2 separate regions of the Mus musculus genome follow, and region 2 is linked to region 1. The links are chromatin loops, found by intact Hi-C in ENCODE. Cell type or tissue: heart. All regions are shown on one strand.

Region 1 (8,000 bases):
CTGTAGCCTACAATCATTTCTGTGTACTGCAACAGGCTAGCTTGCTGAATGGGTGGGCCATGGCTTTTAAAGGCCTGATTTTCCACTATGAATCTCAGGGAGTAAACCTGTACCCATCCTTCTGAGCCTCCGAGCAAGGGTGGGGCTCCTGGGAAGGGAGTTACCTGGCTGGTGTTCTAACTTGACAGTTGGCCTTAACTTTTATTATAGAGATAAGCACCTGGTGGCAGGTGTTTTGAGGGAGTGGAGGTTCAGCCAGACTCCATTATTGGAGCAGATTTTAGGGGACTGTCTGGAAACATTTGTAGGAGGGGGTTTAACACCCCAAGATAGAAAAGATTCTGTAAAGTCAGATCTTCAAACCATTTTATAAATGGGGTTCGTATGCTTGCTTGGAGGGTTGCTTAGTGCTAAAGAACATTTGCTGGGCCAGGCAGCGGTAGCACACATTTAATCCCAACATTCAGGAAGCAAAGGCAGGTGGATCTCTTGTGAGTTTGAGGCCAGCCTGATCTACAAAGAGAGCTCCAGGACAGCCAGGGCTATGCAGAGAAACCCTGTCTCAAGACAAGAGCATTCACTGTCTTGCAGAAGACCCAGGTTCAGTTCTCAGCACCCTCTTAGCAGCTCACAGCTGGTTCTAACTCTCGCTCCACGGCCTTGAAGCTTGATGGCCTCTGAATGCTTGCAAGTGGCGCACAGATATTCACGTGAGGGGGCAGAGGTGGAGGCAGAGGTATCTGGAATTAGTGGCAAGCCCAGGTAGGGAGTGAATTTGAGGCAAACTTGGATGCATAAAACCCTGTTGCAGCCGGGCGTGGTGGCGCACGCCTTTAATTCCAGCACTCGGGAGGCAGAGGCAGGTGGATTTCTGAGTTCGAGGCCAGCCTGGTCTACAAAGTGAGCTCCAGGACAGCCAGGGCTATACAGAGAAACCCTGTCTCAAAAAAACAAAAACAAAAACAAAAACAACAACAACAAAAAAAACCCTGTTGCAAAAAAAGTAAGGGGTGTGTGTCCAGGAGATGTTGGGAGAAGCCTGAGTTAAATAGGGTAAAGATACAATATGTATGGGATACAATATGTATGTATGGGATTCTCAGAATATTTTAAAAGTTACTGAAAGGGCAGGAGAGAAAAAACAGCAGATGAACTTTAACTCAGTTTATGTGAAAATTGGTTTGGCTTAGTGAAAATTCAGTCCCTAAGTAAGAATTCACCGGGATATGTTGTTGTTGGTTTGTTTTACCAGTTTTGTTTGCTTTTTTGTGTTTTTAAAAAAAATGTTTATAAGGAAAAAAACAAAAAATAAATAAAAATAAAAAGAATAAAGGAAGAAAAGAAAAAAATTGTTTATTTTATTTTTTTAAAAGGTTCTATATTTTATTACTAGACAAACACCCTAATTTAAGACATGAGCAAGTCTCCAGGTTAAAAATGTTGAAATCTGTCTGGTAGGACTGATTGCTGACCACAACTCAGTATAAACCCTCAGTCTTGCCATTGTGTGAATCCTTACAGACCCAGCTTTGTTCTCCTCCAGTGTCTTCTAAGAGAAGAGTTGAACCTGACGTTGTTACCAGTTTTCATCCGGATCCACTGAGGAATGGGGCGATTTTGCTTTTGTTTCTTGGCCAGGAATCGCTTGATTCGGAAAGTCTTGTGAGAAGACATGGCAAGAAGCCGAATCAGGCGTAATGCGCAGGATGGCAGAGGAAAGGAGAACCGAATCAGGCGTAATGCGCAGGATGGCAGAGGAAAGGAGAAGAGCTTTTTTTATTTTTAATTTCATTTATATGAGTACACTGTAGCTGTCTTTAGACACACCCGAAGAAGGCATCAGATCCCATTACAGATGGTTGTGAGCCACCATGTGGTTGCTGGGATTTGAACTCAGAACCCGGGGAAGAGCAGTCTGTACTCTTAACCGATGCTGAGCCATCTCTGCAGCCCAAATTTGTTTAAGATAAGGTCTTCACTAAGTAGCTCTGGCTGTCTTGGAACTCAGAGGTCTGCCTCCTGGGTGTGAGGATTAAAAATGTGCGCCACTACACTCTGCTCCTTTGTTGTTTTAAACTGGCTTTTCTTCAAGTGAGATGTCGGGCTCCATGCTGACAAACTTCTGCCATGGGTTAGAAGTCATGTCTTATCGGGGTGTAGCAGTGCCCACCTTTAAACCCAGCACATGGAAGGCAGAAGCAGGCAAACCTCGGGGAGTTTGAAGCCAGTCTGGTTCACAGAGTTTCAGGACAGCCAGGGCTATGTGGAGAAACCCTGAGTCGGGGGTGGGGGGGGAGTCATTACTCAAATCTGCATTTATAGGTTGGAAAATTGATGTGATGTCGCCATTGACTCTGAAATCTACAAGAATAAGTTGTGTCTCTGTGTGTGAACGCTTAACATTTTCTAGAGGGACATACAAGTTTTCGATTCTACCGGAGACCTCGGGTCCACAGGAAAAAGTAGTGGACGCAGATTGAAAACAATGTTACTGTTTCAAACCAAGTCTGGCTTATGAGTCCGGTCTCTTGAGAGCCCAGCTCATGCCCAGCTCATGCCCACGGTTGTCTTTAAGGGGTCCTTCTCATCCCTTGAACTGGGAGACTCACGATCCTGTCAGCTTCCAGCCTGGACAAACATGGGAGAGGCAAAGGATGCATTCAGCATGCGAAGCAGGTTCCCCATTGCCAAGAAAGTATTTCGGATCTTAGAGGTTATGGGAGAGGGATTCTGATGCTGCACATGAGCGGCAGCCCCGTAAGGGACGCAATGCCATCCTGGGCACCTGGTTGGCCACTCTGTGCAAATGAACAAAGTCCGGCCCGCCCCTACCCCGGTCCCGGAAGCTTGTTTCCGGGTCTGGCATCTTCCGTGCTTGCCGCTGTGCTCTGCGGAGACACCGGGCGTGGCAATGGCGGTGAAGCGGCCCGTGCGCGTGCTGGTGGACATGGACGGCGTGCTAGCTGATTTCGAGTCCGGCCTCCTGCAGGGTTTTCGCCGCCGCTTTCCCGAGGAACCGCACGTGCCGCTGGAACAGCGCCGGGGCTTCCTCGCCAACGAGCAGTACGGAGCTCTGAGGCCGGACCTGGCGGTAGGAGACCCGATGGGGAACCTCTAGGCTGAGTTCTCTTCTAGGCAGCCAAGCTGTGCGAATCCACAGTTCACCCCCGAACCAGAAAGCTTGAAAGGGTACACACACACACACACACACACACACACACACACTAGAACCGAGGTCTCCTGCAGAATCTTTGTGTGTGTGTGTGTCCTCTTTGGGGCTCCCCCTACTGGAAAGCAGGAGCGGGACCAAGATCTCTCTCTTTCAGGAAAAAGTGGCCAGTGTGTATGAATCTCCAGGCTTTTTCCTAAACTTGGAGCCCATCCCTGGGGCCTTGGACGCTTTGCGAGAGATGAACGACATGAAAGAGTAAGGAGGGTGAGGAGGGGGCGGCGGGAAGACGGCCAGTGCCCCAGGCCTAACTGCACCCCTTCTCCGCAGCACCGAGGTCTTCATCTGCACCACCCCACTGCTGAAGTACGACCACTGTGTGGGCGAGAAGGTGCCGGCGCCTGCGCTGATTTAAAAAAATAAACCAGAAAATGGGGGCTGGGTGAAAGGGGTCCCGCGTGTTTGAGGGCTAGTCCCACTTAAGCCCCCATGCCTTACTTATCTTGCATTCTGAGCCTAGCAAGTTCCACTGACCTCTCCCCACCCCTCCCGCCTATACAGTACCGCTGGGTGGAGCAGAACCTGGGGCCAGAGTTTGTGGAGCGGATTATCTTGACTAGGGACAAGACGGTGGTCATGGGAGACCTGCTCATTGATGACAAAGACAACATTCAAGGTTGGGCCAGCCAGTTAACCTTGACAACCCCCAGGCATCTGGCCTGCTGGGATTAAGGAGGAGTAAAAATGACCCAATTACAGAGCGCACGCTGTCTTTACTGCCCAGGCCTAGAGGAGACCCCAAGCTGGGAGCACATCTTGTTCACCTGCTGCCACAATCAGCACCTGGCCCTGCCCCCCACCAGGAGACGGCTGCTTTCCTGGAGTGACAACTGGAGGGGGATCATTGAGAGCAAGCGAGCCAGCCTGTGAAGGACCCTGAGGTGGACAGGACCCTGCCTGGACAGGTGACTTTCTTTAATCAGGGAGCCACTTGAACAGACTGCTTTCCGGCTCCTCCCAGGAGGCCTACACGGGAAAGAAGGAGACTAGCACACAAATACAGTGGAGAAAATCAGGAGGTTTTTAATAAAAATAAAAACCAAACGCGAGGCTTTGGATCTTTGATGCTCCTTTTCCTTTTCAGCTCAGGATGGGAGCGGGAGCCTTCCTTCATCCAGTGGCTGTACGACAGCCCCTCTCCAGCCCTTGTAGATCTCCTTCCTCAGCTTTCGTTGTCCATCTGAGGGGGGACAATGCTGAGTGATCAGGGCCCCCATTTTCCCTAAACTCCACTTCCTGTCAGGACTGCTCTTCGCTTATCCCCTAATTCCATTTTTTCTTCTCAGTGGCAGAGGAGGGCGGGGTAACCAGTTACAGGAGCTCGTTAGACTCTATCGGACCTTTGTGGTCAGGAACTCACTAGGTGGACCAGACTCATCGCTATCCCGCTCCTGTCTCTCAAGGGATTAGATTAGAGGTTGGGCCGCCATGGTCCCCTGACATTAGTTTCTAGGTGTCTTTATGGAAGGTCTGCATCTGAGTCCTGAGGGGTTGACAGTACCTACTGGAGGCTTGTGGCTCCTGAGAGAATGGCAGGAAGCAGACTGGGATAGCCCATGAAAGGTTCATGTTCAGGGCTCCCACCCAAGTGTCAGAAGATCTGACCCATAGGCAAAGGGGGCCAGAGCAACTCTTTTGAAAAGACAGGGATGCCACACTTGGCAGCTGGCACATGAGTGGTCCACAGCCTGGTAAAACAGAAGTCACTGTCTTGCTGTCTAACCCAAGGATCCTATGTAGGGCCTCTCCAGAGAGACAAGGCATGCCCGGGTGCCCTCAGTTCTCCTTCATTCTGCTCTCACACCTGTAGGGCCTTGTTCTTCATGCCCAATGGCCATTTAGTTAACACTCATTAAGCTGTGACACCCAAGGGAAGACACTTCACCTCTGCATTCCTCTTAGGGCGCCTCGCAGAGAGCAGGGCTGTGTGGATAGTTGTTTCTGTTCTGCAGAGCTCTCCAAGTCAATGCTACCATGCCCAGATACTCAGCCTCAACACGGGAGGAGTCAACCCACGGCATTTCCCCAGACAATAAGGCTGATTGATCTCTAGCCATCAAAATTACTCTGGACACTCATGGTACTGGCCACTCTCCCAGGGGCACAGCTTCTTACACGAGGGCATTAGCTGGGCACTGGGGGCAGCAGAGGTGGTGGTCTGTCTGTAGTTTATTGATTGCCAGTCCATGAAAGCCATACCAGCTTTGGTTCTCCTCTAAGCATCTCAAGTCTGGCTTCGTCCCTCCTCCTGTTTTCCCTGGATGCAAACGCCTGTCATGCCAAGACTGCAGCTTGCATGCAGCTGAACAAGCACCACTTTGCGCAGGATGGGCTCAGGATGCTATTAGCCTTCTGCTTCCTATACCTGTGGCAGGATCTTTAAGTGTCCTTGGGTCAGGGCTGCTGTGGGGCCTCAGTCTTTGGCAGTGGGATCCCCAGGGCAGAATGGGCCTGCTGGCTGTGGGCCTCAGCCACCTGGCTCGGCGAGCAGAAGTCCTCTAGGAATATCTGGGCCAGGTTCCGGAGCCGTGTGCTGGCAGAGATGGAGAAGCGCAGCATGCACTGGACCACGGGCAGGGAGGTCAGCTCGGGATGGGAGCGGGAGCCTGGCGAGCTCAGGTACATGAGAGTGGTGACAGCAGACAGCACCGTCTCCTCGTCAGGACTGGACAGGCAGCCGATGATGAGCGGGAGGCCCCCCGCCTGCAGGACGTGCTCCTTGTTGGCCTTGTCCGCGCACAGGTTGCAGAGCCCCCCTGGAGAGAGGCAAAGGTGGATGAGCCGGGTGCCTGGGTTCTGGTTTTCCTCTGTCTCGCCTCCCAGCCTCTCTCTGGCTAGTGAGTCCTGAGGAAGCACTTGGGCCTGGGGAGAAGTCTGCCTGTGGACAGGGACTGCAAGGTCACCAAGACCCAGTCCTCTGCCAAGGCTTCAGGAGTCCACCCTGGGAGTCACCCTGACTTCTGTCCCCAGCATCAGCCCTCCCCCAAAAGGATAGTGAGAAAGAAAAAGAAACCAGAAACCTCACGACATGCTAAGTCTAAGTAAATTACAGCAAGCTCATTGGATAAAAAATACCATGTAGAGCTTAAAAATAATGTCTCCAGGCTAGATAAGTGGCTCAACAGCTAAGACAGTGTATGGCCCTGGCAGAGGACCTGAGTTTGATCCCCAGGACCCCCAGTGGATAGCATGAATTCCAGCTTCAGGGGGTATTAAACCCCTTCTGGCCTCTGTGGACATCTGTATTCACGTGCACTCGTACACACACACACACACACACACACTATTAAAATGAAAGGTAGTGTCTTCAGGAGAGTTTTGGGGGCTAGCTTTGAGAAAGACTTGCTCTGAAGCCTAGGTTTGCCTGGAATAGTGTCCCACCCTGGCCTCCTGAGTGCTGGGTTATATATAGGCTTGCCCTAAAACACCAATATAAAAGTCTGCTTTCACCGCTAGGCATGGCTACATCCCTGTCTCAAAGACAAAACAAGCGGGGTAGAGAGATGGCTCAGTGTCTAAGAATACTTCCTGCTCTCCTTGAGGACACAAGTTCTGTTCCCAGGACCCACACCAGGCAGCTCTGAACCACTGGTAACTCCAGCTCCAGGGAATCTAAAAACCTGGCCTCCGTAGGACCCCATGGTGAACACGCAGCATTCACACACAGATATATGGTGTACACACAGCACTCACACACAGATAGGCCTCATATATGAATAGAAACAAACAGACAAACCCCACAAGGACTGGAGAGACGGCTCGGCACATCCTGCTCTTCTGCCTGTAACTACAGCTTCATAGGATATGACGTCCCTCTTTGGCCTTCATCAGCACCTGTGTCCACATGAACCTACCCACCCCTCCTCCTACGCCACATACACACATACATTAAATAAAAATTTTAGAAATCCTAAAGATAAACAAAACAAAAATATAAATTTTAGAGTTTGGGAAATGGCTCAATTGTTAAAAGTACTCGGCTAAGTTTGATCCTAGCACCAATATAAATAAGCCAGACATAATTATGTGGGTCTGTAACATCTTCACTGTGGGGGTAGAGACAGGAATGTATATGTGTATGTGTGTGTGTGTGTGTGTGTGTGTGTGTGTGTGTGTGTGTGTGTGTGTGATTGGTGAGCTCCAAATTCAATGAGAGACCCTGTCTTCAAAACCCACAGCCGGGCCGTGGTGGCGCACGCCTTTAATTCCAGCACTTGGGAGGCAGAGGCAGGCGGATTTCTGAGTTCGAGGCCAGCCTGGTCTACAAAGTGAGTTCCAGGACAGCCAGGACAGCCAGGGTTACAGAGAGAAACCCTGTCTCAAAAAAACAAAAACAAAACAAAACAAAACGAAAAAACCCAACCAACCCCCAGTGCAGAGCCACAGAAGATCACCCTCAGCATTCGCCCCTGGCCTCCGTACTCAAGAACACACACATAGAAAGAATTAACTTTTGTGTGTGTGGGTGTATGTGGCAGTGTCTCACAGTGTAGCTCTAGCTGGTCTGGAACTTGCTATGTAGACCAGGTTGGCCTTGAGCTCAGAGAGATTCATCTGCCTCTGCCTCCCAAATGCCTGCGCCACCATGCTTCCCTATAACCAGATTTAGTGGAGGCGGAAGGAGAGAAAATACTGGGAGAAAGGACCGAAACTGGAGGAGGGCATTTCCAGAGTAGACATGTAGTGCAATCGAAGTCCAAGGGACCTAGGTGAGAAACCCTAGCAAAGTCTCCCAGACACAGAGACTGGACTTCTGTAACCAGGCAAGGCC
Region 2 (8,000 bases), 340 kb before region 1:
TTTTCTGGTCATGGTCACAACTCCTGGCCAAGGACAGGTAACCCTCATGGCCCTAGCTAGGGCAGCGTCCCCGTTTTGTGTGAGGCATCTTGCTGGCTCTGTGGAAAGGCCTAGAACTGGTTTAGAAGCTGGGATCTGTAAGCTGTTTGGGCATCTGTCGTGTGGCGGGCGATGCCACTGTTCTGTTGTTGCACGCATTGCCCACGACACGCTGCCTGACAGCCTGACCTTCAGGGTGGCACTCCCAGATGTGACCACACCGTGAGTAGCCACTGTGCAGGCGCGGACCCTAACCTGCACATGAGGAATTCCTGTGTGGAGTCTGACAACAGCCCATGCACCTTTGATTCTGTGGCGTTTAGCCAAGCACTCGGTGGACACACGTGTACAGCCCTTCACGTCACGCTGGCTCTGTTTACGTCTCCCTCAACCTAAATCGAAATCTAAGATCATCTCCATTCTAGAGCTGTGCCAAGGCCTCACAGTGAGTGAATGGGGCTATCAGGTGCTAGGTCAATACTCGTCATTGGACTAGATGCTTCACCATGATCCTGTTCTCATCAAAATGGTCAGAGTGACCGGGCACAGTGGGGTATACCGTGAGCCTTTAATCTTAGTATTTGAGAGGGTTGGCGTTAGGTGGAGGCAAGTAGATCTCTGAATTGAAGGCTAGCCTGGTCTACATAGCAAACTCCAGGCTAGCCAAGGCTACATAATGAGACCTTGTCTTCAAAAAAGTCCAGGTGCAACACTCCTCTAAATAAATTTTTACTGCTCCTGGCTGAGACCCCACAGTCCTCCTGAATGCTCACTTTCCTGCTTTATCCACCCCCCCCTCCACACACACTCACACTGCACCCTCCCATTCTAGACATTCTCAGAGGAGAGCAACTAGAAGCCCCGGGTGTCAACTGACAATGGCTGGAGACATTTTGTGTGATATCATCTGGGCAGAGGCAGGGGACTGGCATCTGGCCAAACTAGGGTGCTGCTAACTACAGCGCCCAGGACAATTCTCTCAGCACAACAGGCCCCAGACATCGCCAGTGAGGAGGGTGAGAAACCCTGCTCAGGCATTCTATGATGTACAGAAGGAAACCCGGGTTACCTTTTCTAAAGGTCAATGGGACACCTGCTGCCTTGATCAAAGCCCCTCGGGGATACAGCATTCCCCTGGACCATGGGGCGAGTGGCTGCCATGGATAAGACTCTTCAGGGTCTCAAGTACTCCGGAATCTGACTTTACCCTCAAAGCACACCCTGCCGGCACCAGCAAACCCTCAGAACCTTGACGTCTCAATTGGTGCAAGCAGCTCCTCCCTCCCATTTACCCCCTAGACAAAGAATGTGAGGCCCTCAGCTCTTCCCCTCCCTAAGTCTGAAGGGCAAAGGCCTTACCAATTCACGTCTTACAGAGCCAGGCCTTGGACTGTACGGATCAGGGGTTAAGGTGGAGTAGGAGAACCAGGTCAAGGAGGGAAGAATTCTAGCCCACCTCCACACCCTGTGATGCCTAGGGATCCAGGGGTCACATGTTATTTGGGGACCACAAGTGGAGCATACTAAAGGTAGGGGTAAGATTCCTTTACCCCAGTTCCACCCTAGCCTCACCCACAGCACACAGGAACCAAGGTTTATCCCTTTGCTGAGCCAGTCCATCTGGTTTCTGCTGGAATTGGCTTCCTTTTTCGAGTGAGAGATCCTAGCATCACCAAGGACAGTAGTGGCACCTGGGGGTCACTCAGGACAGGTGACAGGTACTGGCTGTAGGTTCCACCCAGCACACGTGACCGATTCCCTTAGGAATGAGGGTGGTAAGCCCCGGGTGTCACCCTGTTCCTAACACCTGCACCAGATGATCATCTGTGGCTTAAAAATCCAGTCAGGGAGAAGCACTAACTTAAGGAAGCTTGCTTCCAGGGGCAGGTGTCATGACAAACTCCAAGGTGACACCCCCACAGGTGAGCTGGGCACCTTACATCAAACTTCTGGACCCGGCTCTAGGAGGTGCCAACCAGCACACAAAACCCAGCACCTAAGTTTCCCGAGGCACCATGCTAACCACAAGCTGTCCTGTTGCAGGAGACAATCTGTATACAAGCCCTCCGCATAGGTGACGGGCCAACACTCTCCTGGTTCGTTCATAAGCAGAAAAGATGTCTTTGGATCTGGGTAAGCCAACGCCGATACTTCTCAAATGGAAAAGTAGAACAGAACCCAGAAAGGAGGGTCCTTCATTCACCAGGCCGTTTCAGGGTGAGGGGAAGCCCAAACCAAAGCCCCAAATAAAAGGCATAGTTCCTGACTGGAAGCCGAAGCTCAGGGGTGGATGGCTTGGTTACTGAGATGGTTTGGGCTCAATCCTCAGTACCAAAAATGTCAGAATTGCACCTACGGACATGCCCTGGAGATGCAGACCCCAGGAGAAAGGATCCTGCTGCTGTCTCGGACCTACAATCTACTTCGGACATAGATCAAAGCAGACGAGAAGGCTAATTATCCCCAAGCGGCTCCAGATTGCTGGGTGGCAGGAGGGGGAAGCTAATGAGCTCTGTCACACCCTGTCACACTCTTTAGCCTTCCGAGGCCCAGCTTCCTTGGGGAGGCCAGCAAAGCTCCTGGGGCTTCAGATGCCACACTCTGCCCCACTCCCTCAGGTGCTCTTCCCCCCCCCCCTCCTCCCAGGCTGGAGCCTGCAGAGAAAGCTTTTTCCTTGGGGACAGTATCAGGGGAATGGTCCTTGAGGCCACAGGGCTGCAACATCATAAGGATGTTATTATACCTCGGGACTCAACGTGCTTTCATCTTTTCTGTCCCTTAGCCTCCTTGGCAGCCCCGTGACAAAGCAGGCAGGGCTGAAAGTTTTGTACCTGTCATAGGTAGAAAGATAGGGGCTTGGTGGAGTTAACTCTCAGTCATTTCTAGCCAGGGAGAGACCTGGGACAAGGAATTCTAACTCCCAGGCCCAATGTCGTTCCTAGACAGCAAGGTGACACAGACCTTTTGATCCTAACACTCAAGAGACAGAGGCAGGTGGATCTCTGTGAGTTCCAGGCCAGTCAGGGCTACATGGTGAGATCCCCGTCTCAGAAATAAACAATAACAATATACCTCTTCCTAGGGGATGCCACTCTGTTTCCCAGTTAAGATTCCCAGGGGGCTTTTCAGGCAGTGTCACTCCCCAGCCCCAGCCCCTGGGGAGGAGCCCAGGCCAGGGTTTCCCCTGCCCTCCCTCACCGCATCCTTACCTTGTTAAACTGGAACAGATCCCGCTTCAGCCTCTCCCGGGCAGGGTCATGTCCAGTTCTCAGGAACCGCCTCATCTTGCTTTAGTTTGTGGCCCCCACAACAGACCTGCAGAAACCAAAAGTGCCCTTGAGCCCATGCCCACAGTTGTCCAGGCCCAGCCTCACCCAGACCCACAGCTTCCTGGGGCCAGAATCATCCTGGACACAGGTGTCCAAGGCCCAGGATCACCCAGGCCTACAGCTGTCCAAGCCCAGGGTCACCCAGGTTCACAGCTTCCCAGAGCCAGTATCACCCAGGCCCAGGCCCTCCTAAGACCCAGGATCACCCAGGCCCCAGCTGCTGAGGCCCAGGCCCAGAACCTCCCCTGCCAGGCCGGGAACCTCCCCACCAGCCTCTCTTCTTAAGCCCAGCTTCACCCTCACTTTCCTGAGCTCCTTCCACTGCAAGGGCCCAGGACAGGGAGACAGTGAGGCCTTGGTTCCTGGAGGTCTGGGCCTGTCTCTCCCCGTGGTTGATGCTCTAATGCCACCAGTTACCATAATGGGAACAGGAGAAACTGGGGGAGGAAGCCATTTACCCCAGCTTTATAGGAACAAAGAGAGCCAGCAGGCCCTGTGGTTAATTAGCTTAATTGTTAACCTGTTTTCTGAAAGAAAAAAAAAAACATAAAAATCCAGAAAGAGAAACTTCACAGCCTCCCTCCGTGCAGTGGGTTGGCAGAAGCGGGGCTGTCCTGTGGAATTTCTTGATCGGTGCCTCAACTGGACATGCAGGGGAAGGACCTGGGGCAGTTTTAGCAGGAATACCCAGGTCGGGGTAAGATGGGCAAGGAGCCCATCAAAGACTCACATAGCCAAGCCCCGTGGTGCTGGGGACCAGGTCTGGTCCTATGAGGCTGTGGGCTCTCTAGGTTAATCCTAGATCTGCCTTGCTGCTAATTCCCAGCTAGCTCCCTGAGCTCTGACTGGGCATCTAGAAATGTTCCTTTTCAGATGTGCATGGTGGCACACGTGTAACCTAGGTCACTGGGGAAACAGAGCATCAAGGGTTTAAAGCCATGAAGGGTACAAAGTGAGACCCTATTTCCTGCCACTCCCTAAGGAGGCCTTTCTTAAGGGCCACAGCGGAGCCCAAATCAAGAGAAGACATTCTATCTGTACCGAATAAAGAAAACAGCTCAAGACCCCCAAGCCACTCATCGACCATAGAAAGCATTCCCAGCCCAAGGGGGGAAACTATTTCTGTACTCTCCTTGGGGGAGGGGCTGTGAGTGGGTGGTTTGACTTTCAGCGCCCAGTAGCAGTCTCCTGCTGACCATCTTTGGCACTGGGCATGTTCCTAGGAACACAGGGGCTCACTCAGGCCATTACAGAAATGGCTTCCTTCATTCCACTCTAGACGGAAAGAGAAAGCAAACATAGCCGCCAGCTCGCTGAACGCTGCATGTAGGGTCAGGTAGACAGGCCGACAAAGTGTGCTAAGTACTTAAGCTGGAGCAGGGACGGGACACCCAGCCTCCACTGGGGAAGGGGGGGTGCTTCTTATCTAAACCGAGGCTGGAAAGATAGCCTGAAGGTTGGGGGCAGGGGTGGGTACAGTTCAGAGGCAGAGCACTTGGTGGCAGTGTACAAGGCCCTTCATCCTCAGCTCTGTAATCAATCAATTAAAGGGCCAAGACTTTGCTTATGAAAAGACTCTGGATTTAAGACTGGGGCTCCCCAGTTGCTGGCTGCGGATAGAGCCACATCCCCTGCAAATGCAAAGATCAGCAGGACAAGCCACTTCCAAACCAAACACCAGGGACCAGTCCCTGGGGAACTGTCACCCTTTGGGGACAATCAAAAGGTCATGATTTGCAGTGGGGGAGGGGAGAGAGACTAGGGATTTCACATTTTTAGGGAAGCAAGACCACTGCAGAGCCTCCCACTCGTGGGGATGGGTGGGGTGGGGCGTGGGGATTGGTGGGAAAGTCTGGGTACCCACCTGAGGTCCCATAACAAGCCAGAGAACAAGCATGGGGCATCAAGTACTGGGGGCTCCTGGGACTGGAGTGAAAACAGGCCCCAGACTTCGGCCATCTCTGCCTCTGAAGACAGCTGAGCTGGCTAGCTGAACATTCCAGCCGTGGGGGAGGGTGGTGCAAGCTCGTAAATCAGCAGCTACGGCTCCTGGGGTGCAGGCGCTCCCCTCCCCAGCCGAGGTCACTAGGTCAGAAGGCACAGGAAGCTGGGAATGACTCCCTGGGAAAGGAAAGAGACCAGCGGACTCTAGGGAAGGGACAAGAAGGGACCAGGACCATCTGTACTAAGGACCCCACAGGAGCTCAAAGTGACACGGCAAAGTGGTGAGTGGCAGGAAAGAGGGGACATGCCCCACTTGGTCAGGAGGGCAGAACACTCGGTGCAGGCTACCTACCCAAGTGGCCGTCGGAGCACTTGCTGTGACCAGCACTGTTCCAGACCCCCTGAATGTACCTGTTGATACGTTTTAAATGTTTTGGTTCAAGTTGTCTAGGCTCACTGTAGAAACATCAAATCACTGAGGGTGAATCGTCCTCCAGAGAACCTCAGGAAAATGTGGGGACCAGGTTCTGACCACCTCTGTTGTTTGTGTGCTCAGGGTAAACACTACACATCAGCTCAGGCGGAGGCCACCTGAGAGGCCAGGCAGAACACACCTACCTGACAGAGGAAACCAGGCCACAGACTAAGCAACTTACCCACGGTCACCACTGCATAGGAAGCGGCAGAACTCAGAGCTGACCCCCATGTATGACTAACTCCAGAATTGAGGGGCTTATAAAGGCGTCCATGAGGAATGGCTATTACAGGAGAGCTAATTATATGGCTGCAGTCAAAAGGTAGGGCCACGCGCACATACTCCCACAGGCCATGGAGCTCAAAGCTAACCAAGCAGTTTGGGACCAGGTGCCTGGTCACTGCTTTCAGAGTGTTCTTAAGAACTAACCTGCAGGGCTCAGTGACCTTGTGGGGGACCTACTGCTGGGGACCCCATTGGCCAGGGAGACAGAAGAGCGACCTAGGAGCTGGGACCAAGGTGGAGGTAGAACAGGCTTGGGGCCAGTGTAACTGCCCCAAGGCAAGGCATGAAAATACCCCACCCCTTCTTAGAGGAGGAGGAGGACAGGTGCGGGCCTGGCTCAGTTCAGAAAGCCCCCTCCCCCACCCCAGGCCTTCTACCCCAGATAAGCAAGCTCTCAGAGGAGCCTGGAAGTCAGGCTAGGGCTGTGAAGTCTGATAGGGGATGATCCTGCCTAGCCTATGCCTGGGAAATGGGGAGGTTAAAAGACTAAGGGGGCAAACCTACAGCCCCCCAGTGTGCCGACTCCTGAGGCAGACAGGCCATGAGAGATGCCCTCTGGCAGGAGGGAGAGTAGAGTGGGGAAGGAGAAAGTATACAAGATGCTGAGGTCAAGGGCGCTGGGGGTGGGGTGGGGGTGGGGAAGCCTCGCTGAGAGTTACTGGTCAGCCTCTTGGCCCTATGTGTTCACAGCACTCTACCCGGGACACTTTGCCTAGGATACCGCCACATAACCCCACCGCTCAAATGCTCCCTCGCCCCAGTCTACAACTGTCCCCTCCCTGCTACTTTCTCCTCGTATCCCCTACTCAGGACCTCGGTGACAGGTATTACCGGCCACATAAGGTTTAGGGCAGGGCTAAGGGTCAGGCGGGTGGAAGAGCATGGTGCCGTGGGCCAGGATAAGGAGCACATTCCAGGAGCACTGGGGCAAGTCCAGGCTGAGATCATGGAGTGACTCGCATAGCACCTCGCAGCACAGACACACACCGGAAAGATGAAAAAGCCAGCCGGCCAGAGGCAGGGCCGCAGGGAAGGCCGCTCCGTCGGGTCTCACCACACACAGCCCCTCCTCTCGTTTGGCCCTTTCCTGGCTCCTCTGGCTGCCACTGCTGTCTGAAGAATCTTTCTGACCCTCTAGCGACAGGACTCAAAAAAGCCTTCCTCATCCCTTGAGCCCGTCCTGGTCGTAAAGTGATCACATTTTAGGCTAGGGGTTGGCTCAGCCAGAAAAGTTATCTTGCAAAAGCATGAGGACCCGAGCTTGACCTTCAAAGCCCAGGTCAAAGAGCTGGGGTGGGGGTGTGTGCCTGTAACCTCCGGGCAGAGGCTGAGAGAGGAGGACCCCTGTGGCTCACTACTCACAGCGAGTTCCGGGAGGCGGACCCCTGTGGCTCACTGTGCAAGGTGAGTTCCAGGTCAGTGAGAGATCCTGTCTCAGAAAACCCAAGGTGGCCAGTACCTGAGGAATGACACCTGAAGGAGACCTGTCCGCCCTACCACAAACACGTGCACACACATGTGTACCCACTCACAGGCATGAACATGCACATACACCTAAAGATGTATAAAATGAAAGTTCCTTAGAACCACACGGGTGGGCCAACACTTCCTTCTCTAGCCTTAGCTATCAGGAGAATAAGAAGCAGCCTTAAATGACCAGTGACAAGGACCCCCCCACCCCCACCCCGTGAAGGGGCTCAGACCTGCAACAGAAAGCTGGCTGTGAACAGAAGTCTATTTAGTGAGAAAGCAGTGTACAGGGTTTGGAAGCCAGGTAGAATACACTGGAAATCACCTCGGAAAGGTTATGGCATCGGCGTCTGGTTTATCTGCACGGTACATAGGACCAAAGGGGAAGAGACAGGGCCCCCAAGTGTGATGGACAGGGGAGGGCTGCCTCAACCTTGGTGGTGGGATTAGTCTTTGGA

The links. Peaks named below come from ENCODE experiments on the same cell type or tissue, not always from the same donor. Only the 100,000 strongest peaks of a DNase experiment are listed, where the experiment ranks them.
Region 2: it touches region 1 in a loop (2.2-fold over the local background); 2 of 42 quality-filtered maps call a loop at or near these places.

What each region holds. Positions count from the first base shown.
Region 1 is chr11:115,486,698-115,494,697 of GRCm38, reverse strand. It overlaps Armc7 (armadillo repeat containing 7), which reads right to left. Exons shown (of 3, transcript NM_177778.5): 3 at 4,232-5,985. The coding sequence ends at 5,624. Nt5c (5',3'-nucleotidase, cytosolic) reads left to right here and starts at 2,884. Exons shown (of 5, transcript NM_015807.1): 1 at 2,884-3,091; 2 at 3,327-3,427; 3 at 3,500-3,560; 4 at 3,731-3,845; 5 at 3,954-4,273. The coding sequence starts at 2,912. The coding sequence ends at 4,099. It also overlaps the pseudogene Gm11694. In heart, a CTCF peak has its summit at 3,286 (motif pointing left); DNase peaks (open chromatin) are centred at 2,847, 4,057 and 5,947; H3K4me3 peaks cover 2,425 bases; H3K27ac peaks cover 2,213 bases.
Region 2 is chr11:115,830,151-115,838,150 of GRCm38, reverse strand. It overlaps Llgl2 (LLGL2 scribble cell polarity complex component), which reads right to left. Exons shown (of 26, transcript NM_145438.2): 2 at 3,249-3,354. The coding sequence starts at 3,323. Among named protein-coding and RNA genes, the nearest start is that of Llgl2, 10 kb to the right of the region's middle. In heart, a CTCF peak has its summit at 4,865; DNase peaks (open chromatin) are centred at 4,687 and 5,450; H3K4me3 peaks cover 3,785 bases; H3K27ac peaks cover 8,000 bases.